Linked DNA regions of Homo sapiens: all the other regions are linked to region 6. The links are chromatin loops, found by intact Hi-C in ENCODE. Cell type or tissue: endothelial cell of umbilical vein. All regions are shown on one strand.

The links. A loop is a pair of places that touch in the nucleus more often than their neighbours do. Peaks named below come from ENCODE experiments on the same cell type or tissue, not always from the same donor. Only the 100,000 strongest peaks of a DNase experiment are listed, where the experiment ranks them.
Region 1: it touches region 6 in a loop (13-fold over the local background); 17 of 110 quality-filtered maps call a loop at or near these places.
Region 2: it touches region 6 in a loop (6-fold over the local background); 47 of 110 quality-filtered maps call a loop at or near these places.
Region 3: it touches region 6 in a loop (5-fold over the local background); 46 of 110 quality-filtered maps call a loop at or near these places.
Region 4: a loop joins it to region 6, with 6 times the contacts of the local background. A loop is called at or near these places in 11 of 110 quality-filtered maps.
Region 5: it touches region 6 in a loop (5-fold over the local background); 47 of 110 quality-filtered maps call a loop at or near these places.

Annotation. Positions count from the first base shown.
Region 1 is chr17:1,905,989-1,910,988 of GRCh38, reverse strand. No RefSeq gene overlaps it. Among named protein-coding and RNA genes, the nearest start is that of RPA1, 78 kb to the right of the region's middle. RefSeq lists enhancers at 2,813-3,320, 3,321-3,829. In endothelial cell of umbilical vein, a CTCF peak has its summit at 2,084 (motif pointing left); a DNase peak (open chromatin) is centred at 2,058; H3K27me3 peaks cover 2,206 bases.
Region 2 is chr17:2,092,406-2,097,405 of GRCh38, reverse strand. All of the region lies in intron 13 of SMG6 (SMG6 nonsense mediated mRNA decay factor), which reads left to right. All of the region lies in intron 1 of SMG6-AS1 (SMG6 antisense RNA 1), which reads right to left. Among named protein-coding and RNA genes, the nearest start is that of SMG6-AS1, 5.2 kb to the right of the region's middle. In endothelial cell of umbilical vein, a CTCF peak has its summit at 2,247; a DNase peak (open chromatin) is centred at 2,225.
Region 3 is chr17:2,169,666-2,174,665 of GRCh38, reverse strand. SMG6 (SMG6 nonsense mediated mRNA decay factor) reads left to right here. Exons shown (of 19, transcript NM_017575.5): 13 at 1,807-2,008. Among named protein-coding and RNA genes, the nearest start is that of SMG6-AS1, 82 kb to the right of the region's middle. RefSeq lists an enhancer at 1,037-1,773. In endothelial cell of umbilical vein, a CTCF peak has its summit at 4,422; a DNase peak (open chromatin) is centred at 2,235; H3K27ac peaks cover 3,336 bases.
Region 4 is chr17:2,189,723-2,194,722 of GRCh38, reverse strand. The region is part of intron 10 of SMG6 (SMG6 nonsense mediated mRNA decay factor); the gene reads left to right. Among named protein-coding and RNA genes, the nearest start is that of SMG6-AS1, 100 kb to the right of the region's middle. RefSeq lists an enhancer at 1-42. In endothelial cell of umbilical vein, no CTCF peak of the experiment used is centred here; DNase peaks (open chromatin) are centred at 2,012, 2,772 and 3,352; H3K27ac peaks cover 3,216 bases.
Region 5 is chr17:2,082,460-2,087,459 of GRCh38, reverse strand. It overlaps SMG6 (SMG6 nonsense mediated mRNA decay factor), which reads left to right. Exons shown (of 19, transcript NM_017575.5): 14 at 1,559-1,735. Among named protein-coding and RNA genes, the nearest start is that of SMG6-AS1, 4.8 kb to the left of the region's middle. RefSeq lists enhancers at 1,983-2,895, 3,351-3,430, 3,501-3,560. In endothelial cell of umbilical vein, no CTCF peak of the experiment used is centred here; DNase peaks (open chromatin) are centred at 1,659, 2,239 and 2,729; H3K27ac peaks cover 3,449 bases.
Region 6 is chr17:2,241,870-2,246,869 of GRCh38, reverse strand. SMG6 (SMG6 nonsense mediated mRNA decay factor) reads left to right here. Exons shown (of 19, transcript NM_017575.5): 9 at 2,151-2,212. Among named protein-coding and RNA genes, the nearest start is that of SMG6, 59 kb to the left of the region's middle. RefSeq lists an enhancer at 1,834-1,883. In endothelial cell of umbilical vein, a CTCF peak has its summit at 1,914 (motif pointing right); a DNase peak (open chromatin) is centred at 2,079; H3K27ac peaks cover 1,665 bases.

The DNA.
Region 1 (5,000 bases), 340 kb after region 6:
TCCCCTTTCGAGCTTTAGAGTTCCCCAAAAAAAGTTGTGGCCATTGCGGGCATGGTGGCTCACGCCTGTAATCCCAGCACTTTGGGAGGCCAAGGTGGGTGGATCACCTGAGGTCCGAAGTTCGAGACCAGCCTGGCCAACATGGTGAAGCTGTCTCTACTAAAAATACAAAAATTAGCCGGGCGTGGTTGTGAGCACCTGTAATCCCAGCTGCTCCGGAGGTGGAGGCTGAGGCTGGAGAATTGCTTGAACCCGGGAGGCTGAGGTTGCAGTGAGCCGAGATCATGCCATTGCACTCCAGCCTGGGCAACAAGAGCGAAACTCCATCTAAAATAATAATAATAAAAAAAAAAGATGTGGCCATTGGAGATCCCACCAAAGAGTTGATGTAGAAAGAGAAGATGGAAAAGGGAGAGGAAGGACCATGGCAATTCCCAAGAGAGGAGCTATGGTATCCCTAAAGCCAGAGACCCGATTACAGCTTCTGTCAGGGACACTAGTCAGCAAGAGCAGCCATGCTCCCCCCAGAAGGAGGAACCAGAAGCCTTTTGAAATGGAATGTTCTTCCCGCTTGCGGGACCTTTTCCTTGGGACCCCGAGCCTGCCCTCAGCAATGACGGTGTTGGCCCAGAGAGATCTGAAAGCTGGCAGAAACTAGTCCTCTCTGGTGTGTCTGTGGCCAGAACACAGCATAGCTGCAGGTGCTTCTTGGAGGTCATATTGGCTAATGAATGAAGGTTAGCAGCTAAACACCGAAAGAAAGGGCACTGAACTTTACTCTGCTACTACTTTGCTTCTAAGTAAATACTTTGGGGATTGCCTCACTTGCTCATCAAATACCAGCAGTTCCACTGAATGACAAGCTGACGGCCCCCAATGGGCCTTCATAATACATGAGTAGACTCATTCTTCCTTGAGATGGTCAGGCTGGCCTTTGCCTCATGCAAAACTCCCAGGACATAGAAAAGCTTAACAGCCACACCTCAAAAAATTCTGTGGGCTTCATAATTCCCACCCAGAAGGGAACTGGCTCCTGCAACAATGGATCCCCAGAGCTTGGCCCCTTCCCCCATGGCCTGGGGGCACCTTCCTACAGAATACCTCCTGGAAACCTATATTTCTATTTTGGGGGACCACTCTGCTCCTGCACACGGAGAAAGGAAGAGTTGAGGTTTCCATGGTCATTTTTCGTTACAGTAATGAAAGTCTTGAAATGATCACAGAAGGAAAATTGGAAAATATGTCTCCTAAAAAGAGCTGAGGCAAATTATTATAGCAACCGAATCCTAAAAGGAATTTTCAAGTAAAAATATGGCTCATGTGAAGTTGTTATGGCAACTGACATTTAAAAGTAACTGGATTTGGGCAAGTTTCTTTCCCCACCCTCTCTGCAAAGTCTTGCAGTAACTTCATGCTAAAATTATGCCTTAATTTTAATTAGCCAAATAGGTCATAAATATAGCATATTCCCAAATCCTTACAATTTCTACCCTGTGAGCAGCTGATCTACTAATGAGAAACTGTTTCTACAAAAACCCACTTACCATTAACACGCCTATGCAATATTTTTCTAATATAATTTATCAATTTAAACACATTGCATAATGTGATATTCTGTAGCATTCTATTAACATGATAAATAGCAGTGGGCGGGGGGGAAGCCCAAGAGATTAAACATATTGCAAGCAATGTAACTGCATTTAAATAACTCAGACCACTGCCGAGGAAAACACACTGTTCCCATCGTCAAATACAGTCTAAACTCGGCTGCATATCCCAGACTGTACGGGTATTAATAGGACGGGAGAAGGGGGGCAATAAGAAATGACAGGCAACTTCAAAGAAATAAAATTTCTATTAGGCTTTGTTATAAGATTACATCAAAGCAGTTCATATGTTTTAATCTGGGGAGAGAAGAAGCAGCTACTTGGGGTTTGCGCCTGGGGGCTGCCTCTGTGTACTGAACCAGACAGTTTGCATAATGAACAATTTTCATTCAACCAGGATTTCAGCACAGATAGCTCCCTCTGCAAGGTCCCAGGCACAGGCTCATAGTTTTTATTCTCCCAGCTCCACCTGCTGGAGAAACAGCTTGTAACCGGGAGGAAGGGGACACAGGGCAGCGTTTCTAAGCCACGATGCTAAATTCGGGTGTCTGAAGTTAGGGATCTGACTTTAGACACCCCGACCCGCCGCGCCCCGCCGACAGGGCCTCTGTGAGACACCCCAGGGCGCAGCCTGGATCCGCCCCTGCAGCCGGCAGGGAAGGCGCGGGCGGGGGGTGGGGGTCCAGGCCTGACACCTTCGCCCCTCCCAGCGCCTCCGGAATTAGGGAATTTGGAAATCGTCGTTTGCATTCTGAGTCGAACCCCAGGGAGAATGGAGTTGCTGCAAGGCAGGTCGCCTCGAGAGACTGGCGGACAAGGTGGCTGGCTTCAAACACCAAACGCGGTTCCCACCTGGCCAGTCACCTTTCAAGTTTCCCAGCCACCCGGGTCTCCAGGAAATCAAACGGGGGAGAAAAACTGCCCGCGTGGAATTGCATTTTCATGCACAATGGGAAACCTAAACGCTGAGCAGATCGTCTTGAAAACCTGGCACAGCCGACGCAGGCTTGGAGGACGGGAAGTCCCGGGCGAGCGGCTGCTCCAGGACTCGGGGCTGCGGCCTAATCCGCGCTGATCCCCGGGCTTAGCGCGCGCCCCTCCCCGGCTGAGGTCGCGGGACCCGCAGGCCCCACCTGGCTGTGTCCCCTTGGGGAGGCCGCCCGGGAGGGGAGGTGACATCAAGCCGCGTGCAACTGTTTTCGAAAACCTGGGATGATCATTTAAATGTTTAAAATATGCACATGGTAATTCAAAACTAATTACCCTGAGCACATTTGAAACATTTATGCCATCGTCTCTGGATCCTGCCTACTGATTGTGCGCGGCGGCTCACTCTGCTGTTTCTATAAACTGCTTCAGCGATTTTAACTTCCAGGCTAAATCCGGCAGCGCAGGCTCTGCCTCCCGCCCCTGGTTGGTGGAGAGACCCCTTTCCTGACTTCCAGGAGAGGAGGCTGCACCCCGTTTCCCTGGAGAGCCATTTGTCACGGTCTCGCAGCTCTGGCTACGGAATCCCTGCCCTCGTTGTGTTCATAATGGTCATTTCCATTATTTAATTTAGGTTAAAATGACCTCTCTCCCCACCTATTCCTTTTCTTGTTGTTTTCTCCCCATTTCCCCTTCCTCTGTCTTGGCACGTGGCCCCCATCTCCTAATGACACCCCACCCGGCCCCTTCTCCATTTGGGGGTGCGCATGGAAGGCTTTTGGGGGTTGGGGGTGCACATGGAAGGCTTTTGGGGGTTGTAAGGTGGCCACATCTACCAGCCACCCTGAGAAGCAGGACTGAACTGGGCCAACCTGGGCGAACAGCGGCCACTGCCGGGCACGTTATAGTGGCTGCCAGGGCACACACGTGCACATGCCACACACACGTGTGCACACACACCATCCACGTGCACGCATGCCTCAGACACGGAGCCAGGCCTGCTTACGGACTGGACTAATTAGACCTAGGCAGGTCCTGAAGCAAATTCACTTTCCCAATTTCCAGAATAAAATGAGTTCTCTTCCTTTGGGGGCACTAAACCAGCATGCCGGGCTCAGGGACGGAGAATGGTGATGTGTGGCTGAAACGACCTGACTTCCCAAGTCTATCCGGAGAGACTGACCGAGGGCTGGGATTGGAAGAGGCGCCATTCCGGAGTCCAGAAATTAACATAGGCTTATAAATATGTTCCAGGACACAGACGAGCGATGACTGGTTCCTTATTATGCGAAGATGCCAGTGGCAGGTTTTAGGCGTTTAGGAATACAAAAGTGGGTTAGATTCCCACGGCCGGCTCCAGTGTGATAGAGTGATATTACCAGGTTTAACTAGAGCCATTAAGAGACTCTTCATTATCCCCACACCACCGCCACCAAAGTTATCACAGAAACCATAATGCAAGAGAGAATTTCCATTCCATCAACAAGAGAGGGAGCCAGTCTATCTTTGTCCAGAGAAAATGAGCATCCCAGCACGAAGCTCGTGAGGAATAGAGTGCACAACCCTCCAATAACATGCCCGGCAGGATTTCCTCAGCTATGCAGTTGGCTAAGCGGAGGCAGGCTGCTCCGGCTCTATCTTCTCGTGTACCTGGCCTGCAAGAATGCCAGCTCTATGAGCAGCTGAAAGATCAATTAGTGACAAAGGACACTCCTAGGACTTACATTCCACAGGGCTTAAGTCTTAAGCTCCAAGGAAATGAAGATCCAGGCCGCCCTCCCAGTGTGCAGCAATCTCATTTATTTTTCTACAAAGACTCACCACTCAAACCAAGCTAATTTTCTTGGTATCACCTGCACCTGGTTTACTGGCTCCTGAGCAACGTGCCAGTCCTTCAGTTTGAAATGGACTTTTCTTCCAGCCGATCCTTTTTTTTTTTTTTTTTTTTTGAGACGGAGTTTCGCTCTTGTTGCCCAGGCTGGAGTGCAATGGCGCGATCTCGGCTCACTGCAACCTCCGTCTCCTGGGTTCAAGCGATTCTCCTGCCTCAGCCTCCCGAGTAGCTGGGATTACAGGCATGCACCACCACCCCGGCTAATTTTGTATTTTTAGCAGAGACGGGGTTTCTCCATGTTGGTCAGGCTGGTCTTGTACTCCCGACCTCAGGTGATCCACCCACCTCGGCCTCCCAAAGTGCTGGGATTACAGGCGTGAGCTACTGCGCCCGGCCAGCCAATCCCTTTTTTGCAACTTCACGATGACAACTCATAGGTTTTTTGTCTGCCTCCACCAGACTGTCCGCTCTCCTTCACTGGACTCCCTTCACACACCACGTACTCAGCATCCTCTGTGTCACTCTGGTTTTGCTTATAGAAAGTGCTCTTCCATTTTGTGAGGCTCCCCCCCCGCCATGGACGGATAATGAGAAGGGACCAGGTCTTCTATTTCCTTCACATTTCTTGTGTC
Region 2 (5,000 bases), 150 kb after region 6:
CCAGCACTTTGGGAGGCGGAGGCAAGCAGATTGCTTGAGGCCAAGAGTTCAAGACCAGCCATGCCAACATGGTGAAACCCTGAAATTAGCAGGTGTGGTGGCTCGCACCTGTGGTCCCAGCTATCTGGGAGGCTGAGGTGGGAGGATCACCTAAGCCCAGGAAGTCGAGGCTGTAGTGAGCCGTGATTGTGCCACTGCACACCAGCCTGGGTGGACAGAGAGAGACCCTGTCTAAAAAAAAAAAAGAAAAGAAAAGAAAAATTATATATTTCTTCAATGTTAAGTAATGATTGATTTTAAAAACTACTCCAGGGCCTTGAGTCCTCTCCACCAGAAGTAGTCAAGAAAGACTTGGATCACTGAGGGGTATTTAGAGGAGGTTCTCTTGTGGCTCTGAGTGATTGTTAAGGTCTCTTCCAACCAAAGGACAAAAGAATTCACTTTGTGACGTACAAGTAGTGCAGATGTTGAGGGCTGCTAATGGAGTCAGAGAAGATGAATGAAGTGTAGGCCTAGTCCATAGTTGCTGGAGGGATACCTGTGTACTTGGGAGAGGTTAGTGTGAGGTTCCTGTGGAGTCCTTTGCTGGACTGAAGGTCATGTGAAGTCAAGGACTGCATCTGTCTTGTCTTGTCTTGTCTTGTCTTGTGTGCCCAGGATGTCTAGCAGTCCCTGTCACATAGTAGGGCGTTACGAAAGATTTGTGGAAGGTAGGCTGGCAGACTGGACAAAGGCTAACTGGCGTCTTGAAGGACTTATAGGCTGGGATGGGCGGCTCACACCTGCAACTCCAGCACTTTGGGAGGCCAATACAGGAGGATCACTTAAAGCTATGAGTTTGAGATCAGCTAGGGGACATAGTAAGACCTTGTCTCTACAAAAAAAAAATTAGCCATTAGCCAGGCGCAGTGGCTCACGCCTGTAATCCCAGCACTTTGGGAGGCCAAGGCAGGTGGATCACCTGAGGTCAGGAGTTCGAGGCCATCCTGGCCAACATGGTGAAACCACATCTCTATTAAAAATATGAAAATTAGCCGGGCATGGTGGCGTGCACCTGTGAATCCCAGCTACTCAGGAGGCTGAGGCACGAGAATCACTTGAACCCAGGTTCAAGACGAAGGTTGCAGTGAGCCGAGATCGCGCCACTGCACTCCAGCCTGGGCGATACAGTGAGACTCTGTCTCAATAAATAATTATTTGCCAGACATAAGTGGTGTGCCTCTGTGGTCCCAGCTACTCTGGAGGCTGAGGTGGGAGGATTGCTTGAGCCCAGTTATTTGAGGCAGCAGTGAGCCTTGATTGCTAACAGAGCAAGACTCTGTTTCAAAAAAAAGAGAAAAAAGAAAAAGACCTTACCAAGCTTAAAAGACGATGAGGGAATGAATTGATTGCTTAAATGTAAAATAACTGCAGGTTGGGGGAGTAATATGTGAACTTTCAGAGGTGCCAGGGGAAGCAGACAGCCTGCAGGGTATAGCAAAGGGGGTTGCCTGGGGCTTGAAGTTCCGGATTAGGGAATAATAGCCACAAGTGCCAGTAGTGATCTTTGGGGGGAGGGGTGGGTGGGCGAGGGTTTGCAAGGAGCTTGGGATTTCATTTGATAGCAAGGCTAAGCCCAAAAGAATTTTCCATCCCGACTTCCTCGGGACCCATCCGCCTGAAAGGAATGAAGGAGCAGTGTCCTGGGTCTCTGCAAGGAGCTTTTCTTCTCCCTTGGGCTGAGAATTCTGCCTTCCTGAGTACCGCAGGTCATGGCAGCCGGGGAGGGGCGCGTGCTCTCTTGATGCAGGGGGTCTGTTGATGTATCTGGTATGAATGTGACCCACGCCACCCAACCCCCCAAGTGAAACAGGGATTTTCCTTTGTTCTGTGATGAGTCCCCAGGGTCTGGAGGACAGTGCCTCACACACACAGTAGGCACTTACATGTTGCTGAACTGCATGTTGCCTAAGTGTGTTGAAGACTACAGATGTCTCCGAGAGTCCACTCTTGTGCCACGCGTAGAATAAATACAATTAGGAGCAAATTTGGTAAAGGAGCCTAAACACAAACCTAAGGGGAGGCCTCCTGGACGTGGCTGTCTAGAAGGCAAACAGTGTGGTTCAGAGTGACTAGAGCCCAAGGTTCAGTGCTTCTGGCCCAGAGCTAACTGGCAGTGTAGAAACAGACTGTGTGTGGATATTTGCAGACTGAGACAGACGGGAGGACTTTCATCCCCAGGGGCTGAGCCTGCAGCCTCCCCTGCTGGTTCAGTAAGTGAGGGCCCCAGCGCCTGTGTTCCAGGTTTCAGATCAGCTGAAGCCAGCCAGACCTGAAAGGCTTGTGTTGGCAGTGCCAATATCCGTCCTTAACCCCTGCCAATGTGGGTGGCTGCTCTAAGAGCACTCTGCAGGGGAAGCAGAATTGGACTGAAGCCCGAGCTACTGCTGCCTATAGCTTGCTCTCTGTGACGCTTTTGCCGCTGAGAATGTACCTTTCTGGTACAGCCGGAGCCGAGAGCTCTAGAAAAGAATAGTTTCTGTCCATGAAGGAACAGTTCAAGAAGAGCAAGCTTACTCTGCCCATGGAAGACCAGACTCCTATCTGGCTTTGTTTGGAACATCTAAGCTCAGGAAATTCAGGTGGGTAGAAAATACCATATTGGGGATCTTCTCATCACTACTTTCATATTGGGAGACATGAGGCAAGGATCCAGCTGGGTCTTATTTAAGAAAGATACCAGGCTGGACACGGTGGCTAACACCTATAATCCCAGCACTTTGGGAGGCTAAGGCAGTGGGATTCCTTGAGGCCAGGAGTTCGGAGTAGCCAAGAGCAGCCCGGGCAACAAAGCAAGACCCCATCTTAGAATAAAATAAGATACTGTTGGCCAAGCAAAGTGGCTCACGCCTGTAATCCCAGCACTTTGGGAGGCCGAGACAGGTGGATCACTTGAGGTAAGGAATTAGAGACCAGCCTGGCCAATATGGTGAAACCCCATCCCTACTAAATATACAAAACTTAGCTGGGTGTGGTGGCACGTGCCTGTAGCCCCAGCTACTTAGGAAGAATCTCTTGAACCCAAGAGGTGGAGGTTGCAGTGAGCTGATATCTCGCCACTGCACCGCAGCCTGGGGTGACAGAGCCAGACTCCATCTCAGAAAAAAAGAAAGAAAGTTACGTTGCAGGGTTTGCAGGGCCTCCTCAAACCCTCAACGATCCCACTAGCAAAGGCAGAGCCACCGCCCGTACCCCACTGTGAAGGGACCTCATGGACAAGGCAATTGTGACTGTATTTCTGATACATTTATTAGTGGCCCGCTTGTTCCGAAGCCCGGGACCTTGGAGCCTCTCTAGATTACTGGAGTAATGCATGCATACCTATGGTTAGGTCCGGAGTCTTTCTGAAGAATAGGGAGAGGGATTGCTGAAGAGAGGCAAGGTCTTTCCTCCCCTGCTTGGCCAGCCCAGTAGCCTGGATCTAGCACCTTAGTTCTGAATAAAATATTTCAGGCCCTGAGTGGTGGCTCGTGCCTGTAATCCCAGTGCTTTGGGAGGCCAAGGTGGGAGGATCACTTGAGGCCAGGAGTTTGAGACCAACAATATAGCAAGACCTCATCTTTACAAAACAATTTTTAAAAATTAGCCAGCTTCCCGCTTGAGCTCAAGAGACTGAGCCTGCTGCAAGCCATGATGACGCCACTGCAAACTCCAGCCTGGACAAATTTAAAAAAAATTTTTTTTGCAGCTTCAACAGCCAGGTAAGCATTCCAGGGCCTCTCCCCTTGGCCCTAGGCTATGTGCCAGCCCCATGCTTCCCACCTTGCCTCTCAGACTGGCTTCCAAACAGCTCAGCCATGTTAGGCAGTGCCCCTCCCACCTCTGAAGAGAGTGGAGATAAGAGGAAAAAAAAATGCCAGCTGCTCAATTATCGAGCACCTACTGGGCCCAGGCATCTCGCTAAGTATTTGATATGTATTCCCTCTGTCTTTTTTTTTCTTTTTGAGTCACGATATCACTCTGTCACCCTGGCTAGAGTGCAGTGGCGTGCTCATGGCTCACTGCAGCTCTGACTTCCCCGGCTCAAGCAATCCTCCTACCTCAGCCTCCTAGTTAGCTCGGACCATAGGTGTGTTGCACCACCATGCCCAGCTTTTTTGTTTGTTTGTTTGTTTTTGACAGACACAGTCTCACTATGTTGCCCAGGCTTGTCTTATCTTTTTTTTTTTTTTTGCAACAGAGTCTTGCTCTGTCACCCAGGCTGGATTGCAATAGAACGATCTGAGCTCACTGTAACCTCCACTTCCTGGGTTCAATAGATTCTCCTGCCTCAGCCTCTTGAGTAGCTGGAATTACAGGAGCCCGCTACTAACCCAGCTAATTTTTGTATTTTTAGTAGAGATGGGGTTTCACCATGTTGGCCGGGCTGATCTCGGACTCCTGACCGCAGGTGATCCACTGCCTCAGCCTCCCCAAGTGCTGCGATTACAGGCATGAGCCACTGCACCCGGCCTGTATTATCTTTTAAACCTCACAAACAACTTGAGCAAACAAAGGCTCAGAGAGGTTAAGTAACTTGTCTAAGGATAAACAGCCAGGAAGTGGCAGTTAGTACTTGAACTCACGTCTGTGTAACTATGAAGCCCAGGCTCTTGTCCAACCTCCTGTATTGCCTTGTCTTGCCTCTTGCCAGAATGGCCCTGTTTTTTATACTTTATTTACCTCATTACTTCCTGTGTGTGCTTCACAACTCCCCTGTTCCCCTGGTTCTCCCTTCAGTGTGAACATCGTCTCCTTCCTAGTAGCCAAATATACGTGTACCTTTTGGGATCTTCAGTAACCCTGTCTTGGGATAGTCTCCCCACCAGCACCAGGTCTTGCCATCTGACCATTTGCCAGTTCCCACCTCCCCTTCTCTAAGAGACTTCAGCACACACCTGGTGGTTACAGGTGGGGACAGCAGGCATCTGTGCAATGCTGGCTGATTGATAATGGCCCTCATTGCCTCCTCTAAGAAGAAA
Region 3 (5,000 bases), 72 kb after region 6:
GTGATTCTTCCCAAACATGTTCTTTTTCCTGGGTAAAGCCTGTGAAGCGAGTTACTTCTGCAGTACACGTGTGTTGATTATGTGCCGTTGTGTGATTAATGGGGCTGTGTTCCGTCTGGTTCCCAGGACACTCTTGAAAACAAGATGTTTCATTTCATTGCCTTTTCCTAGTGCAATGATTACAGTAAATAAACCATTGCAGCCTCCTTCCACCTGGAGCCAGTCAGGGAGTTCCCATACCTCTGCTCCACTTTCTCCCCCACTGTCACCTTCGGTGGCATGTCCCTTGAATGCTTTCTTTTCTGCCATCTCCCAAAGATTCTTGGTCTCCAGGAGAAACAAATTGCTTAGATCTGAGGCCCCTCCCTAGTAGGACTCATAGGCAGTAACTCCACTGGGGAGATTCCAGGATGATTCTTCTTTGTTGTTTTTAGCAAGAGGGTCTCACTGTGTTGCCCAGGCTGGTCTTGAACTCCTGGCCTCAAGTGATCCTCCCTTCTCATGTTCCCAAAGTACTGGGATTACAGGCGTGAGCCACCACACCCCGCCCAGGATGATTCTTACAGCTCTCTTTACATATTGCCTCTTGCCACTCTAGCTCATGAATCTAATTGTGAAGCTTTTCTTTGTAATTCTCCTATGCATCTCTCTTCTTTTAGAGTAAAACTTAGCATCCATAGGATATTATCTGTTCCAGACTCCTGGTTAGGTGCTTTCCTGGAGAAGAAAGCCAAGTCTGTAGCCTTGGCAGGCCCTATATGCTTACCACAATTTGTAGTATCCCTGGGCAGGCCAAAAAAAAAAAAAAAAAAAAAAAAAAGCTTTATGGATCCTCAGCACCCACCAAAGCAGGAATCTGACCCACAGTCGATTTTTGACAAGTGATGGTGACAGAGAAATGAACCTCTTTTTTTATAATTCTATGCTGAAATTTCAATTAAGGAGAGCCAGACTTTGCAGTTTCAAGGTTTCTTCTCAGGTTCAGCCAGGACCTGGTGATACGCAATTAGGACAGCCAGCCATCCCAGTTTGCCCAGGACTGGGGGGTTTCTGGGGACGTGGGACTTTCAGTGCTAAAACTGGGACAGTCCCACACAAACCGGAATAGTTGATCACCCTGTATCTCACCTTCCACAAATGAGAGAAAGGAGAGGTGTGGAATGGCTGAGACAGCGCTGATGAATTGTGTAAGAGGCTTTACCTTCCTGTGAGGATCTTGATGGGCCAGGAATGAGGTTTTTGTTTGTTTGTGTGATTGGTTGATTGATTGATTGATTGCCTGCCTATATATAGGGAAGAGATTTCTAAAGCATTGTAGGAGGAAAACATGCATGACTCTTGCTGTATTGTGACTAGACCCTCCATGGCTGTGGCTGGAGGAGGAGAGGCTGGTGCTCAGTTGCTGTCTGTGTGGCATGTACTTGGCTGGACAGCAGTGGGGAATTCTGGGAGCAGCCACAAGCACTGGGTGTCTAGAGTGTTTGAGTAAGCGTCTCAGGCACACTGTCTGGAAAGATGACAGGACCCTGCATTAGGCAACTGAGTCTCCAAATTCTTTTTCCTCTCTGGTGAGGATTAAAAACTCCCCCTAATCAATTTCAACTTTGCATAAATCCACATACACATACCTCAGATTGCTGCCTTGGGCACAGTTTTGTTTCCTAGCATTTTTGGGGTATGATTTCCTGGCAGATGCCAGCCTAGACAACATTTGCTGCAAGTACTTCCCTGCTCACAAATACTGAGAATACTTTTTTTTACTGGTCCCTCTTTAGAGCTGCTCTTTTCTTACCTTATTTCTCACAGTGTTGCTGTGGATGTATGGTCGACGCTGGCTGATTTCTGTAACATACTGACTGCAGTGAATCAGTCTGAGGTGCCACTGTACAAGGACCCGGATGATGACCTCACCCTTCTTATCCTGGAAGAGGATCGGCTTCTCTCGGGCTTTGTCCCCTTGCTGGCTGCCCCTCAGGACCCCTGCTACGTGGAGAAAACCTCGGATAAGGTCAGCCCCAGGCCAAACATCCCTCCCCATTCGCCCCTCCTCTTAATTCTCCAGACTTTTTTATTCTTGGGAAGTTTTCTGTGCAAATGGAACATGATTAAGTCATTGAGAAGGGTGTTAAGGGAAAATATCGACCTTTTAGCCGCTGACATCCAGCTCTGTGTCCTGAAAAAAAAAAGCCCTCTCGACTTCCTTTGGTGTGTGTGTGTGCTTGCTGGCATGTTGTATATACGATCATTTCCTCACTTGTTTAAATAGTGCAGCTTGTGTTGGCAGTGCTCTCACTCAGCTCCAAATGGTTTGCATCATGCTTAAAGCACCCTCCTTTCTCCCCCTTCCTCCCCGCCCCCCTCCGCCACAAAGCTCTGCACTAGGAAAACAGCCAGGGCTTTTTCCCTTCTCTGAGGAGGAGAGTGATAAATAGGTGACTAGAGAGAAGCAGACACCATGTGTTAACTTAGAAAAAAAAACTTGTAGGAATATGAAGCATTCCCCACTGCCTGGTTTCTATTTTCCTTCCTCTGAGGACTGCGTTTTAACCTGAACGTTTTTCTTGCCTGTCTGTTTATAGAAAACAAAGCCGATTCCCTGTTGCGCTGTTGGAGACTGTGGAGTTCTTAGTCTCTGCTTATCAGTTGGGTTTTCAGCCAGGTAAAGAGTAGGGGTAGTCCAGTCGGCTTCACATTTCCCACGTGTAATAACAGTTACTAGGCTAGGGAAGTAGTAGCCACCGAGCTTGGGAGCGAAGTGCTGTGTGGAGGCAGGAATACCCTGTGACTGACTTCTCTGCAGAGTAGTGAGGATCACATCCCCTGGGGACAGGCCTTTGGGGAGGCTCCACAAATGTCTTCTCAGGAGGAAGTCTTTTGACCTACATGAAGTATATACTAGGGACATAGGGAGATGTTAAAAAAAAAAAAAAAAAGTAAAAATTCCAAACATGAGCCACAAATATGAGAGACTTTATGTAGAATATAAAGTCTTGGCCCGTTGCAGTGGCTCACACCTTTAATCCCAGCACTTTGAGAAGCGGAGACGGGCGGATCGCTTGAGCCCAGGAGTTTGAGACCATCCCTGGCAACATGAGAAACCTGTCTCTACAAGCAAACAAGCAAACAAACAGTTTTTAGTATAAAAGAGTATTTGTTCACTGTGGAAAATCTGGAAAACACACACAAATAAAAAGAGGAAAAATTATCCGTAATCCTTCTTTCTACCCAGAAGTGAGAGCACTGTTATTTTGCTGATCATATATAATCGTATTTAATTTATAGTACACACACACACACACACACACACACTCTTTCATTTTCAATAAAACTGGAGGTTATATTAATATTTATATATACTATTTGTTTTTATTTTATTTTATTATTATTATTTTTAGATAGAGTCTCACTCTGTTGCCCAGGCTGGAGTATGGTGGCACAATCTCAGCTCACTGCAACCTCTGCCTCCCAGGCTCAAGTGATCCTCCTACCTCACCCTCCCACATAGCTAGGACTACAGGCACCCACCTTCATACCTAGCTAATTTTTGTATTTTTTATAGAGATGGGGTTTCACCATGTTGCCAGGCTGGTCTCAAACTACTGAACTCAAGTGATTTACCTGCCTCAGTCTCCCAAAGTGCTGGGATTATAGGTCTGCGCTAACATGCCCAGCTGTATATACTGTTTGTAATCTGCTTTTTTCCTAACATTTTTAATATATTCTTATATGGAATCATTTTTATAGTTACCCAGAATTCTTTTATATTCCAAGATTTCTTTAACCAATCTTTGCTTTATTGAACCAAGAGAATGTTCCCAATTTTTTTACAGTTATGAATAGTGTATCAATTTCTTGTAGCAGAATTTGAGCATATATTCCCTTTGGTTAAATTGCTGTAAGTAGATTAAGGTTCTAGACATTGATATATCAAAAACTCATACTCTTTGGATGCACTTAATGGCTACTACATCTTGGGAATCAGAGAACCCTTCTTTCCCAAGAGGAATACTTACTTTTTGCCTTTCCAACAAAAACGTAGAGTGAAATTCTGCTCTTCTAGTCTCAGAATGGGAAAATAATGGGGATTTGTAGTATGTGAGGCTGAGGACAGCTAACAAGTTGTTTTATACATGTGGAAGATGTTGAGTTAGAAGAGAGACTGGATGACATGGCTTGGGCCAGAGGATCCCCATACTTTTCTTTGGTGATCACAAGGTGGTCTTGATTCCAGAGGATGCTTTGGGGAGTTCGCTATTGAAGCTGTCTTTTAGTGTGGGACAGGTGCTGAGTAGAAGAGTCCTAACGAGCTTCAGACTCTTCCTACGCCCCATCTTCATCAGCTCTCTCAGCTCTAGTGTCAGATACCACGTATGTGTTTTGGCTCGAGGAGAACACAGAGCCAGCAGACCAGCCCTCAGCCTATGTAGTGATCCACAGGCTACCTAGGGGGCAGTGGCGGCTCAGTGAGACTAAGGTAGGTCTCCACTTCAACGACTGTGAAATAGGTATGTCAAACCTAACATGTCCAAATCCAAACTCCTGAATCCTGCCCCACCCGCTGCCCGCCAACCTGGTCTTCCTTTACCCTTCCCCATCTTGGTAAATGGCAGCCTTGATTTTTGGGCTGCTTGTGTCAAAATGCTTGGGGTTATTCTTGGCACTTCTTTGTCACACTTCCATATCTAATCCATCAGCAGGTAATGTCTTCTTTACCTTCAAAACACACACAGATACAATTCTGTCTTCCCACTGCACCCTGGTTCAGTTCTCTGAAATGCCTTCTGACTGGTTGCTCTGGTTCCTTCCCCCTTCTACTCTTCAGTCTATTTTTAAAATATCAGTGAGATCATGTCATTTCTTAGTTCAAAACCTTCTGATGGTTGCTCCTCTCACTTAGAGGCCAAAGTTTTCACAGTGGCCTACGATGCCCTCCATTATGTGACCCCACCTTCATCCCACTCCCAAGCTCTCTGACCTCAGGTCCTCCTACTGTCCTTCAA
Region 4 (5,000 bases), 52 kb after region 6:
TTTTTTTTTTGTTTTGTTTTGTTTTCTTTTCTTTTGGTAGAGACAGGGTCTTACTCTGTTGCTCAGGCTGGTCTTGAACTACTGGGCTCTCAAGCAGTCCTCCTGCCTCAGCATCCCAAAGTGCTGGGATTACAGGCGTAAGCCACCATTCCTGGCCTCTTTTGATTTTCTTTCTGCGGTAATTTTCATATCTGTGCACTGCTTTTCATTCCCTCTTCTACCTCTATTATAAGAAGATGTTACCCTTACTTGGCATTATAAACTTTATGAGTGCTTTACATGTAATTTCGCTTGCTTCAAACAAGTTCATGCTCTCTTAGCTTCCCAACTGGTCTCCCTCATTGTTACCTTTTTCCAGCTACCCTAATTAGTCCTAAATGCTTTAGCTAGATTAATCTTTATAAAATATTCACTCATTGCTTCATCCAAGAACATTGAGTGAGTGCTCCCTCACTGTTGAGTCAAGTTCATGTTCCCTGTTCTGGCATTGCAGGCCCTATACTTTGTGGTTCCAGGTAGAGCACAGCACACACAGTACTTGCGTGCCTCAAGTAGTACATGTGGTCCCCCCTGCATCCACCAACTCCATCATTGTTCATCTCTTCCAGCCCACCTTAGAAATGGTCTCTTCTGGCCGAGCATGGTGGCTCATGCCTGTAATCCCAGCACTTTGGGAGACCGAGGCAGGTGGATCACTTGAGTCCGAGAGTTCGAGACCAGCCTGACCAACATGGTGAAACTGTGCGTGCCTCTAATCCCAGCTACTTGGGAGGCTGAGGCGGAAGAATCGCTTGAACCCAGGAGGCAGAGGTTGCACTGAGCCACAGTTGTACCACTGCACCACTCCAGTCTAGACGACAGAGTGAGAATCTGTCTCAAAAATAAAGGTCTCTACCATGAAACCTTCTCTGTTACATGCTAGCTGAAATGGTTTCCTCTCCCTCTGGTGACAGAAACATCTTACTTCCATCTTCCTTATGATATGTAGTACATTGTCTTGAATTATAGTTACTTGAGTAGGTATGTATTCTTCCTGTCTTCCTTATTAGATTATCTTCTTCTCCCAGACAGGATCCTACTTTCCTTTATATCCTCCACAATTGGGCACTCAAGTGTTTTCGGAATTAATGGGAGAAGTCATTTTGTTAGAAGATTGGGATTTCCTTTGCCCCCATATTTCCCTACTTTCAGAAGAGCTTTAGAAGAAAATCCAAAGGGAACACTGACAGCGAGGGCTCCTAGGGAGGAAATTACCTTCCACCTTCTTCTGTCTTGTCTTGGTGCATTAGGCCGTTCTTGCATTGCTATAGACAAATACCTAAGACTGTATAATTTATAAAGTAAAGAGGTTTCATTGACTTACGGTTCTGCAGGTTGTACAGGAAGCATTTCGGCTTCTAGGGAGGCCTAAGGAAGGCTACAATCATGGCAGAAGGCGAAAGGGGAGCAGGCACTTTACATGGCGAAAGCAGGAGCAAAGAGTGGGGCAGTCCCACCTACTTTTCAAGGACCAGATCTTGCAAGAATTCAGCCACTACCACATAGACAGCACCCAAGCCCTGAGGGATCCACCCTGCCATCCAGACACCTCCCACCAGGCCCCATCTCCAGCAGTGGGGATTACAATTCGACGTGAGATTTGGGTGGGGACAAATATTCCACCATGTCACTTGGCTGTATCAGTTTAGGGAAATGTTATGACTTGCTTTACACTCAGTCAGCCTCTGTTTTGCCATTGTGCATGAATAATTTGCTTGGGTGTATTAGTGCCTGATTCTGCTGACTCATTCGTTCTGCTCCTCAGGGAATAAAATGATGAAAAGACATCTCTGCTTTTGCTCTGAGATTTTGTTTTTGTCTCGTTCCTATACAGCGACTGCTTCCTCTACCTCCTCTTCAGCTAGCAGCTGCCACGGGGAACTCTGTGGCTCAAGCAGCAGCAGTTGAAAGATACTCTCACTGCCCACTTCCTGTAGACAAGGAGGTTTTGGTGGGCTGCTTAGGAACTGTGCCAGCCTTGTGTCTGACTGGTAACTGACTCATGAGAAAAGCAGCCTTATGTCGGAAAGATAAGGGCCAACAAATTGCCTCCAGGTGGTGGTAGTTTGGAGGTGACTGACCATTCATTTCCTTTCTTTGGGAGGAGACAGTGGGGAGGGAATTGGTGAATAAGTGGTCTTGCCTGCGTTTTTCTCCAGCTCTTAGTGATGCAGCCAGGCAGATAGTTGGTTCTCTGGGCTGGAATGGCTCGTGGACCCCAGTGCCCTCAGAATCCCCTCTGCTGCTATCAGAGCATCAGACTTAGGTGTCATCCATCCTGTGTCTTCTCTTCATTACTCTTCTTATGCTCTTGCCAGGAAACTGGCTGTGTGCACCAAGGGAACTCTGATAGTTCCATCGCTGCCAGATTTTTCTGTGACCAACCAAACTCCATCCCACTGGTACTGGTTTCCTTCAAATCTCTCCCTGATGGCAACACTGGAATTGATCAGAAGCAGTGGTTCTGAACCACCATCCCTTGGCTCGGCTTAGAGGGCCCAGGCAGGTGGGCCTGCCTCCCATCCCCTGCTCTTCCCTCTCCGCCCCTCCTGCCTCACTCCCATTTCCTGCAGGAGGATGCTTTGCCATCCTGGAGCTGTCAGGCACAGCTTTGCTTTGGCAGCACCGTCGCACACATACTGGTGGGAGAGGGGACGTGTTTATCACTTTTCCTGGAGATTATCTGTTTAAGCACTTCTCTGACAGTTACAATAACAAGGGCAGTGTGTTGTGTTTCCCAGCAGAAGGACACTTGCTGTTGAAAGATGTATAGCACTAATTAGAAATACATAACATCCGGCCACATGGCAGCCTTCTCCCGGCCGCTCCATTTCCTGATTTCATGCAACTTTGACGACAGTTGGTTTATGTTTTCCATGAATATATTCTCAGAAAAACGAGAAAGTCTCCCTGTTACATAGGAGCAAGAAGAATATTTCTGTCCGAGCCGGTATTTGGCCATAGGAATAATAGGAGCTGTGGTCACCTGCCCACATGTGGGAAGGAGCAGAACCAAGTTCAGACCTCAGGTGACTTTCTTATTAAGAAATATTTCCGTCTGACTTCCTTAGCCAAAACCCTTACCCGAAACCCTTAAGCAAGTCTCTGCTTTTGGAAAGAAGGGGAAAGGCTGTTTCACAGTGTTAATGAGTTCCTCAGCTCCTGTCATGCTCCTGCTACCTGACACAAAGCCAGAGGAACCCAGGCGAATACCAAGGCAAACAATGCCTTTTCCTCCCCCACCCCACATCACTTGTTGGCTTGGCCCAGCCCAACACTAGGGATATATATGGGCATTCATCAGACTAGGGCCAGTTTCCTAGATCTAGCCCCAAAGTGGGTGGACTCTGGGAATCTAGATGCTGTTTTCCTACCCACTTGTGTAACGGTGAATGCTTTCAGGGAGTAGCGTCTTACGGTTTCTAGCCTGTGGAAGCCTACGTGAGGCCAAGAGCAGCCCATGAAGATGCTGTGCACTTAGTGCATGTCTCACTTGAGGCACTGGATCCAAGTTGCCGTGGATACTTGGATAAATAACAATTTTCTTTACCCTATTGAAAGGTCCTACGGTTGCAGAGACCATGTTTTATTTGTAACTGTGTGCTCCATCATACCTAGTACAGAGTCTGGAACATTCTACATGCTCAGTATGTGCTTGAGGTACTACTGAGCCATGGAGAAGGACAGGCCTTCCAGGAGGTGCTCTAGGTAACATGGCCAGTCAGAGGCCTGACCAACACTCAGACATGCTGACCCCCTTGATCGTTTGTAAAATCTCCACCTGCTTGATTACAGCAGAACAGTTACTGCTTAATACTCCGCATCAGATGGACCAGACACATAAGCAGGCAGTGTTATTTCAAGCCTTTCTTCAGGAGGGGGTTAGGGGATGGGGAGTTGAGGTGACATAACCGTCACCAAGGACAGAGCAGTCATGAAGCTGCCTTCTAGCTGCTGCCCTGGGAGGTGGCTGAGCACTTTCAGATCTACACCAAAGAGACTCCAGCTGTTGCTACCTTGCCTGGTCTCCAGACCTTATTGCAGGAGCCTTTAGAAAAGGAGCCAACCTGGAGTCCACGAAGACCGCAGATCCCATTGTTGTTAAGCAGCCATTCTCCCTCTGAGCCCTAGCCCCCACCTTGAACTCTGAGAGACAGTCTAGCTTGTGATTGCCATTTGTCATAAATACAGAACTGGGCTTGGTGAAAGAAACCTCCCCTGTCTTATCCCTGTCCAGGGTCATGGGAGTGTCTTAGTGTAGCCTGTGCTTCATAAAATGCCAGTCTCTTGGAGCCAGGACACCCCCCTCCATCCCTTCTAGCCTTCTGAGTGCAGGTAACTTCTGCTTAGTTGATGAGGAGGCACTAATGTTTACTCAGAGTATCAGCTACCAGGATGTGGCCTCCACTTGTCTTCTCCCAACTCCCTCTTTTCTGGACTTACTCCCTTCTTCCCGGCTCTGTTGCTAGTTAGAGGCAGGATGTTGTCCGGGCGTGGCAATGGCCTGGACTGAGCTGGGCGGTACTGACAGTGCTGCTGCCTATGGGGAGGGTGAAGGGGAGAAGTTGGTAACTTTTCTTGACAACTTACATATCTCCCCCTTTCCTGCTTTCCATCCTCCCCTCTTCTTGGCTCTTGCATGCTTGTTTTCTTTGTAACAGAGGTTTAGGGCCTTAACAGGACAGGAGTGAGACTGGTCTATTCTAATCACATGGATTGTTACCACTTCCTTAACTGCCTGCCACAGTTGAGCTGGAAAGTCAGAGGGTGACATCTGGGACCAGTGGGCATCTGGAAGGTTGGTGGGAAAGCCACAATCAAAGAATTACTACCCTGGATGCTATTCGTTTGTTGGGCCCTTCTGAGCAGCAGCCTGCTCCTTCTTACACCCAGTACTTTCAGAAGTGGGTTGGGGCTGGCTTTGTGTACTCCAATCATACTTGCTCCTGGGGCAAAGATGG
Region 5 (5,000 bases), 160 kb after region 6:
GAAAGCAGAGAACACTCCTAGACCGTGTAGGAAAGCGGGGTTGGCTTTTTGGTGAAGGTGGCAGAGGATGCAGCCACAGAGCACACAGTTGACCGGTGTGTGCCGCACTTTCCTGGGCAGCCAGCCTGCACAGCGGTGCTCATTTATTTCCACTGTCTTAGAGAACATGGGTCATGCCTGCTTCATCTGCTCTCTGTGGTACCCAGCCGAGCTTCCCTGGGCTGTCCGTCTTTACTGTGAGCCTACTGTGTGCACAGCTTGTCCTTACAATTCTTGCCAGTGACGTACGAAAACGATGAGATTTAGGCTTTGCCACCAGAGGGGTTGCTGTCCACATGAGAGAGAGAACACCTGCACCTGTAAAATGATCATCAGTAGTCTCCAGGTTAGTACTTCCCTATGTGCTGCAGATAGAAGGCTTATTACTGTGAAGTTCCTTTCACACTAAGAAACGAGGATGCATTAAAAGAGAGGCAGGGGCTAGTCAGTGAGGATGAAGGGGCCGTCCCCTGTGGCACGTCTGGCCACGGACGTGTGTTTCCCATGTGGAATGGCCTTCAGCTTTCAAGCTCCAGATCCAGCAGGGCCCCTCTCCCTTGGTGAGCACTCAGCCAGTAGGGAGAAGAGGATGCTGGAGGCTAGAGATGAAGAGAAGGGCACACAGGGGCAAGCATGGAGGAGAGTGTGAGCCAAGCAAACGGGTGTGGAGGAGAGGGCATGCAGGTGTGGTGCCTCCAGAAGGGGGGCCCAGACTGGGGGACGGTGGACACTTAATCTGAGACACTTACACATTTGACTGTTGCTCAAGATACTGAGTTTCATCTCAGCTAAATCAGCCCAAGCTTCTCTGACAGCACTGACTTGTGTGCTGATGTGGCCACATGGGAGCAGGTTGGCGTAAACGTCAGAAAGAGTATAGCTTTGGTGAAACATCCCCACCTGCTCTGCCTGTCTCTCTCCTGACAATTTCCTGCCTGACTCTAGTCTCTTGAGCATGAGGAGCTCTTAGATAGGGCAGGAACCTGTCAGGGGAAGCCCAAAATGATCTGGTTGAAATGAAACAGCCAAGAAAGCCCTTAGCATTCAATTTGCACTTGGGCTGAAAATTCTCCTTTTGGGAGTCTGGAGCAGGGGTGCTGGGAGAGGAGTGGAGAGTGGCAGCGAGGGGCCCCAGAAAGCTCTATGCTGTGAAAGCACTCCACTCTTCCCTCTGCTGGTTCTAGACCAAACTTAGAAGATATGTCATATATTCTGTTTTGTATCAGGACCTTACTCAAATAAATGTAAGGCACCTGTCACTGGTCCCTGGGGTTGTCTGCTGCCCCAGAGATAACCTAAGGAGAGATAACCTCAGAAGATCTTGATCCTCAGCCTGCCCTGGGCCCTCACTTACCACCTGACATGCCCTTGTGCCCTCCGCACCCCGTCATTCATTCTGACCCCCTTGCCTGGTAGCTTTGACACAGTTCCCCTGTGCCCCTCAGCCGGCAAGCAACATCTCGTCTCCATCTTCCCTTTCAGAAAATGCTGTTTTTCTTCTCTCCCTCTCACCCTGTAGGTTATTGCAGCTGACTGCAAAAGGGTCACAGTGCTGAAGTATTTTCTGGAAGCCCTTTGTGGACAAGAAGAGCCTCTGCTGGCATTCAAGGGTGGAAAGTATGTGTCAGTGGCACCCGTCCCAGACACCATGGGAAAGGAAATGGGAAGCCAAGAGGGAACACGACTGGAAGATGAGGTACTATGCGGGAAGAGCCCGCTGTGGCAGAGGGAAGGCCCCCTCCCCATTCTGCTCGTGGCTTCAGCTTTTCCTCCTGCTTATTTATGAGCACAGAGAACAGCGTCTGTGTTAATGTGACCAGCCAGCTTCTCGAGAGTGTGCTCTGATGGTGCCCCTTCCTGCCAGTCCACCCCGGTGCCTCCATCCTACTCCACTACGAGTTCCAGATGCTTCTTTTAATGCTGCATTGAGGAGAAGGGAGGAAAAGAAAGAAAGGAGTTGAATAATGTGCAGCTCTCGAGGCTTAGGAAAGGGAGAGGGGGGTGGTCAGGATCAAGTTTATAGATGTGTGGAGCCCAATGCAGCACAGGCCTGAACTCCAGCCTCCAGCACACGTACAGGAAGAGCTGACATTGCTGGCCCTGTGTGGAAAATCACCCCTCCCCTGCCCTACCCTCCCTCCCTTGTTCCCTCCCTCCCTCCTGCACATCCTGATGTGATTAAGGAATTCTCCTCTTGTTTGTTTGCCCTTGGTTGTTCCTGTAGCCCTTGCTTCACTCCAGACTCGTGTGTGTGTGTCTGTGTGTGTGTGTGCGCGTCTGTGTGTGTGTGTGCGCACGCGCATGCACATGCATGAGCCTGTGTACCCGCCCCTGCAATAGTCCACTGGCAGTTGCCCTGCCCTATATATTGCCATTGCCTATTTGTGTCTTTCTGGGAGTGATTGTTGATGTGGGTCTGTGTGTGCTGGGTTTGTGTGTCAGTTTAAGTAAACACTGCTGCCAGCTTCCCTGCTCTCTGTGGGTTCTGAGTGGTTGTGAGTGTGATGTTGTTGGAGCATGTATGCATTTAGTATCACTTCCAGCTGCCCTGCTGTGTGTCTGGGTGTGGGTATTTCTGTCTGGATGTGTGTTCACACACACCTCACTTTTACCTGAAGGTTGACTCTTCTTTTTACCCCACAGTGTTAAAGACAAGAGACTTAGGTGGGAAGGAACATGGGACTAAGGGAAGGGACGGAAGCGATTCTAGCCAGGGGCCAGGTCACCCATAGGCCAACACAGTCATTTGGCCTGCAGCAGTCTCAAGCGCCCGGTAGAGCAGGGCGGGGTACAGGGATGAAGTCAGCAACAGGCCAAGGAAGCCAGATGTCAGCTGGAAGCTGTCGTTTGTGATCTGAAACAGTGATAGAGTGGCCACCTTTGGATCAGAGTCCTGAGAGCAGCAGAGTCTTGGACTGGCTTCATTAGAATAACTGGAGAGCCCCACCCCACCCCTGATGACATAGGGCTCAGCTTCCAGGACAGAGGTGGTTCCAGGGATAAAGCTGAGCCTAGGATTCCAGACTCTCCAGATGAAACCTGGGCAGAGAATAATGGGAAAGAATGAGCTGTTAGCATGGGAGGGGACAGCAGGCTTGCTAAAGCTGGCAGGGCATCCAGGCTTCAGGCAGGGCAGAGCAGTGCCACCCAAGCCCTGGGTACTGTGTGGGGAAGCACAGGTGGAGCAGTGCCTCCGTCAGCTCTTTCACCCGCACTTTCAGGCTGAGGGCACAGCCAGGTTAGCTCCCAGGCTTGCCCAAAGATGCCCTGTGGCCAGGGGAGCCTGCAGTCCCAAATCCAGTGAGGCAAGTGAGGCCCAGAGAGGGCCACAGCACCAAAGCCAGAGAAGGCCTTCTCTGCCCTCACAAGGAACAGATGACTTCTCTGGTCCCGGATCTTGGTAGTGCCACACTTTTTTTTCTCGTTCTAAGGCTTATTGACCAGACAAAGGTTGTGACCCACACCAGGCTGCCCACTTCTTCCTTTTCCCACGAGTCTCCTGGGTTCCTTCATGTTAGTGGCCTCTGGGAAACTGTGCTTACCCTGGTCTGTGTAATTTCATAACCTTGCACTTCCTCGTTTACTGTGAGAGCTGAGCCAACCTCAGACAAGCTTCTCTGACCCTCTTTTGACCTCAGTCAAGCTCACTTCAAGCCCCGTGATAACCTTGTATATCCCTAGTCAGAGCAGGCAGAGGCAGTGTTCCCCCATGGGCTAGGCAGGCATTCTGTCCCGCTCACTGCAGTCTGGGTTAACCTCATGAACAAGGAAGTGAATGTGCAGAGTTTTCCTTCTTTCCACGGCCTGGGCCTCTCTGGAGGTGAGCGCTGTGACACTATAGCATGCCTGTGTCAGATGAATGGTGACTGTGGACAGCATCCCAGACCCCTGACATCTCTTAGGATAGTGACAGTTCTGGCCCCATCCTCAGATCTCATCTCTCCCCAAACTGCAAAACTGAATCACTTCAGCAGATTGGGAGAGGTAGGGAAAGGTGTTTCTTCAGACATAGTTCTTTGTGAATAGAACACAGTTTAGTCGCTTAGGGATCCTACCAAAACACCCCTAGATTCTGCTCACAAGGCAAAGTATACCCCCGTCATCTACCCAGCCACCCACCTGAGTAATCCCTTTCAGTCAAGAGATTCCATCTGTATATGACCTTGAGCTGGACAGTTAGAGAAGAGAGCAGTCTGTACTGAACAGATCTAGGGTGGGCCTGCAGCAGGCCTCACGATGCTGAGCCACTGAGGGCTGGATCTGAGCTTCTGGTCTGGATTCAGGATGGCTTAGCTTATTATTATTGGTAAGAGCATAAACTTTGGAGTCAGATTCACTTGGGCTTCAATCCCTGTTCTGCCTTTACTAGCCATGTGACCCTGAGCGAGGTGTTGACTTCTAAACCTCAGTTTGTTCATTTATAAGATAGGGATGGTGATAGCACCTATCTTATCTCACAGGCTGTTGTGAGGATTAACTGAGTTAATACATGAAAAATGGGTAGCCCGGTACCTGGCCAGTAATAAGCACTCAGTAAGTGATAGCTGTTGTCATCACTGTCATTATTATAATCCAGTTAGAAACAGGAACCTTCTACTAAATTATTCCCTGTGTACCCATGCTAACCCTGTCCCTCAAAGGAAGCTATCTTGGGCAGCTGCATGTTCTCTGTTGACCAAGGCCAAAAGTAAGAAAGCAAGGAATGGAGCCTGGGACCACCCAGGGAGTGATGGCTGCTAAGAGCTGAGGCTGCAAGTAGGGAGGTGCCATCCTTGGGGAATGTGCCACCAGCCTGGCAGGAGGCTCCTTAAGCCAGCCAGCCACCTCCTACCCTGCCCAGGCCATTGAGGGCAGCTGAGCAAGGTCATGTCGTGTGAATTCCAGTAAAGGGGCCCAGCAGTCCTCACACCACCAGGCTGGAGTCTTCAAAAGAAACCAGGGCGAGGTCTGCTGAGCTGCAG
Region 6 (5,000 bases):
GGTTCAAGCGATTCTCCTGCCTCAGCCTCCCAAGTAGCTGGCATTACAGGCACCTGCCACCACACCCAGCTAATTTTTGTATTTTTAGTAGAGACGGGGTTTCACCGTGTTGGCCAGGCTGGTCTTGAACTCCTGACCTCAATTGATCCACCTGCCATGGCCTCCCAAAGTGCTGGGATTCCAGGCATGAGCCACTGCACCCGGCCTCTTCCATTCTGTTGATGGAACCCAGTGTCCCTGGCCCTGACTCACCTTGCTGTATAGACAGGTTATCTTCAATGAAATATTCTGAGCTTTTTATCTATAAATTAAATGAGTGTAACTCATTTAAAGCAAAAATAGAGTGAACATTCTATGCAGAGTTTGATGTTGATCATTGGTTAAGTGAGAATGTACCTCTTTTCCCACACTTGGCTTCCATATGAAATAGATGGAACTGCCATAGCTTGATTGATGTTCTGTTTTGTCAGAGGATTAAACAGGGACTTTCTCCTTGTGGGGCAGACTGCCCAGCGATACTGGACTCCTTGCCCTGACCACTGGGATCCTGGGGTCAAGATTCTTCACTTCTCTTCCTGGCTGGCTACAGAGCCCTGAATATACTGCTTCTAGGAGACCAGGGAAGATGACAAGGAGGTTTAGTTTTTAGATTGTTTCTACTTGCTTTGGATTTGAATTGAAATTTTTTTCCCTCCCTTGTTTTGCTGAGAAATAGTTTGGTTTCAATGGAAGTAGATTTTCTAGAACCTTGAACCACGATTGTAAATTGGTGGCTCATGGGCCAGATGTAGCTGGCAAATGTGTTTTTTGGCTTCTTTAATGCTTAAATTATTTTCATTAGTAGCCAACATGTAAAAGCCAGAGTATTTCACATAAAAATCCAGATTCAGCCAGGTGCAGTGACTCTCACCTCTGTGATCCCAGCACTTTGAGAGGCTGAGGCAGGAGGATTGCTTGAGCCCAGGATTTTGAGACCAGTCTGGGCAACGTATTGAGAACTCCTCTCTACAAAAAATTAAAAATTAGCTAGGTGTGGTGACACATACCTGTAGTCCCAGCTACTCAGGAGGCTGAGGCAGGAGGATCACTTGAGCCCAGGAGGTTGAGGTTGCAGTGAGCTGTGATCACACCACTGTGCTCCAGTCTGGGCGACAGAGTGAGACCCTGTCTCAAAACAACAAAACATGCTGGGTGCAGTGGCTCATGCCTGTAATCCCAGCACTTTGGGAGGCCAAAGCAGGTGGATCACTTGAGGCCAGGAGTTGGAGACCAGCCTGGCCGACATGGCAAAACCCCGTCTCTTCTAAAAATACAAAAATTAGCCGATTATGGGGGTGCATGCCTGTAATCCCAGCTACTTGAGTGGCTGAGACACGAGAATTGCTTGAACTGGGAGGTGGAGGTTGCAGTGAGCTGAAATCATACCACTGCACTCCAGCCTGGGTGACAGAGCAAGATTCTGTCTCAAAAAACAAAAACAAAAAAACCCAGATTGCAGTTTCCAGCTTGGGCCTACATAGAGGATTTGGCCAAAACTGGAGTGGAATAGTCATAGCTTGCTACTGTCTCCATCAGCATACTTCACGCCTAGCCCTTTAGACACTTGAATTTTCAACTCCAGACCTAGAACATGAACTCTAGTTTTTAAAGCTGGTGAAGTACAATTTGATGAGCTAGTTAGTGGTGGGTTACCTTGCTCTTGGTTGTCAAAGAGTCCTGCTTTCCTAGCTAGGTAGGTAGAAAAATAACCCAAATAGAACCAGGGCCTTCACTATTATCCTTGCTCCTGTTAGAGTTTCATTTCCATGATTATGGAGCCGGAGTGGCTCCTAGATCCTCAGAGAGCTGTGGGCACCTTTCTTTATATCCTGCTTATTAGGATTCACCGCCTCATCCCCTGCACACAGGTGCCACTGCCGGCAGAGGGTGCTGTCTGCTCACTGAGCCTGTTGTCATCTTGGCTCAGCTGAGCGGCAGCTGTTGGGCATGTGCCCTGGGTCTGTGAGAGTTTGGGCATGTCCATTTGGTTCCCATCCCTAGTGCCCACCCCTTAGACCCTGGCCAGGTTATTGTGTCACTGGGGACTCTGTTCAGTAACAGGAAACTGGGGAAAGTTTAATTGTTTTCTCCTCTCCCTTTTTCCCATGCAGCTGAACAAAAGGTTCATCCTCAGTTTTCTCCATGCCCATGGGAAGCTGTTTACCCGGATTGGGTAAGTGTGCAGGATGTTTATTTTATTTTCCTACATTACAAGTCATTTTGGAATTTAATATTGTTAGCAACTGGACTGTGTTTGTAACTGAGGGCACAGGGTGTGAATTCTTAGAGGCCTCCACCTTCTCTTCTCTTCCCTTCATCTTCTGTCCTACTGTGCTCATGAAATTTGGTAAATATTACTCTCTATCTCTCTTGTTTCTTCTTTCTCTACCTTTACTAAAACACTCCTTTAAATACAATCTTGTCCCAGCCCCCACCCCAGTCCCTCTGGGTTTCTCTTTCCTCTGCCTTCCGGCTTAGGTCCCTAGTGAGTGCCTCAGGGCAGTTGTGCTAAATCCCTGGGTGCAGCTGTCAGGGGGTCCTCCTTGGGAAGAATACTGTCCACTACTTTTCCATCAAAAATAAGAGTAACATTTTCTTTCTATATCCTTTTGACCCATATCCTTTCCTCCTATGCTCAGATTCCTTTGCCATATTGCTGATCTCATTAGATACCAAGCCTCTTACGGTTTCATCATCCACCATGGATTTCCATAGACATCTCAGGGAAGGTAGTGTGTGCAAAACTAACACTTGACTGCTTAAATTCCTGGAAACAGATCGAGTTTTGAGTATTCCTTTATTCCTTGGATGGATCCGAGTTCTTCCTCTCTGCATAAAACTAGTGATCCTAAGCCCAACGTAATGCCTACACGCCAGAGCAGATGGATGCCTGGTGCCTCTTTAGTATAGGATCTCCCTGAGTATAGGAGAGTGAAGAAAGTAGTAGGTGGCAGTGCCCCCAGACCAGTCTTCCACTAGACCAGTTTTCTACTGGATTCTAATATTTTCTGAGTTGGAAGTTGTATTGTGAGCTACCCTTTGGGGTGATTTGTTTTGAATTATGAATACCCCAGTTATTGTCAATGTTTCCCTTTCACTTCCCGTCATAACTTCGTAAGTTTATCTGTAATTCTCTAGAAGGCTTTTTTTTGAGACAGAGCCTTGCTCTCTTGCCCAGGCTGGAGTGCAGCGGCATGACTCGACTCTCTGCAACCTCTGCCCTCTGAGTTCAAGTGATTCTTCTGCCTCAGCCCCCCAAGTAGCTGGGATTACAGGCACATGCCACCGCGTCTGGCTAATTTTTGCATTTTTAGCAGAGATGGGGTTTCACCATATTGGCCAGGCTGGTCTTGAACTCCTGACCTCATGTGATCCACCTGCCTCGCCCTCCCAAAGTGCTGGGATTACAGCCGTGAACCACCACGCCCGGCCTAGAAGGCTCTCTTAGTGGAGGTAGGGGCTATGTCAGTTTCCACATACCGTTGTAGTTAACTTTTTTGAGAAGCGGAAAGGCTTGGTTCCACTGGAAGAAACTCTGCTCCACGGGCGGTGGACTAGAAAGTGTGCTTATTACATATTCATTTGGTATCAACCTGGGTAAGAATGATAGTGATGGTCATTGCAAGCATAGTTTGGATTTCAAAATGACTTGGGAAAATTGGACAAGGTACCAGTAGATGAATCTCTATCTGTAGACATAACAGGTGGAGACATTCACTTAGGCAAAGTAAACTAGATGCATCACTGGTCCCATCTCCTGCCTCCCACCTCCCCCGTCCTGCCACTGCCACTGCCACCAGTTTAAGTTCCACTCTGGCAGTTTTTGCCTCACTGTTGTGTTCCTAGAGCCTGGCATGTAGTATTTGTTGTACAAATGAATGAATTATAAAAAGACGGATGGATTGCTAAGCACTGCAGAGAAATATGTAGTATTCTAGTAGGTTACTGTAGACCCAAGACAATCACTAGTGAGTAATGTAAGGCTGTAGTTACAAGGTTGAAGGTGGATAAGATGATATCGGTATCATCTTAAAAATAACACATCCGAGTAGGAAATACCATTGTGCTACACTTAAAGTGACAGTTGATGGTACTCCTGCTTCTTTCTTATTCTTTTTTTTTTTTTTTTTTTTTTTTTTTTAAAGAGATGGAGCCTGTCTGTGTTACCCAGGCTGAAGTGCAGTGGCTATTCACAGGTGTGATCATACCGCACTATAGCCTTGAACTCGTGGCTCAGCCTCCCGTGTCACTGGGACTGCATGCTCACACCACCACAGATGGCTTATTTATCTTTTTTTTTTGAGACGAAGTCTCGCTCTGTCGCCCAGGCTGGAGTGCAGTGGCGCGATCTCCGCTCACTGCAAGCTCCGCCTCCCGGGTTCATGCCATTCTTCTGCCTCAGCCTCCCGAGTAGCTGGGACTACAGGTGCCTGCCACCATGCCCGACTAATTTTTTTTTTTTTTTTTTTTTTTTGTATCTTCAGTAGAGATGGGGTTTTACTACGTTAGCCAGGATGGTCTCGATCTCCTGACCTCGTGGTCCACCCGCCTCAGCCTCCCAAAGTGCTGGGATTACAGGTGTGAGCCACCGCGCCCGGCCTATTTATCTTTTATTCTCGTTTTTTCACCTTTCTCTCCTTTACTACTTTTCACTCAGTGTTTTCTCTCCTTTTTTCCTTTGCCTATGTTTGTTCTTTAAATTTTCCCGTACCATGTTGCCCTAAGTCAGGATTTCCCAACCCTTGGTGCTGTCGACATTTTGAGCCAGATGACTCTGCTGTGAGGGGCTGTCCTGTGCGTTGTAGGATACTTGGCAGCATCCCTGCCTTCTTCCCACTGTGCACCAAATGTGCTGACTCAGAATGTCTCCAGACATTGCCACGTGTTCCCTGGGAGACAAAGTTGCCCCTCACTGAAAACCACTACTCTAGATATTTCTTGCCCTGTTAGAGACTTTTGGG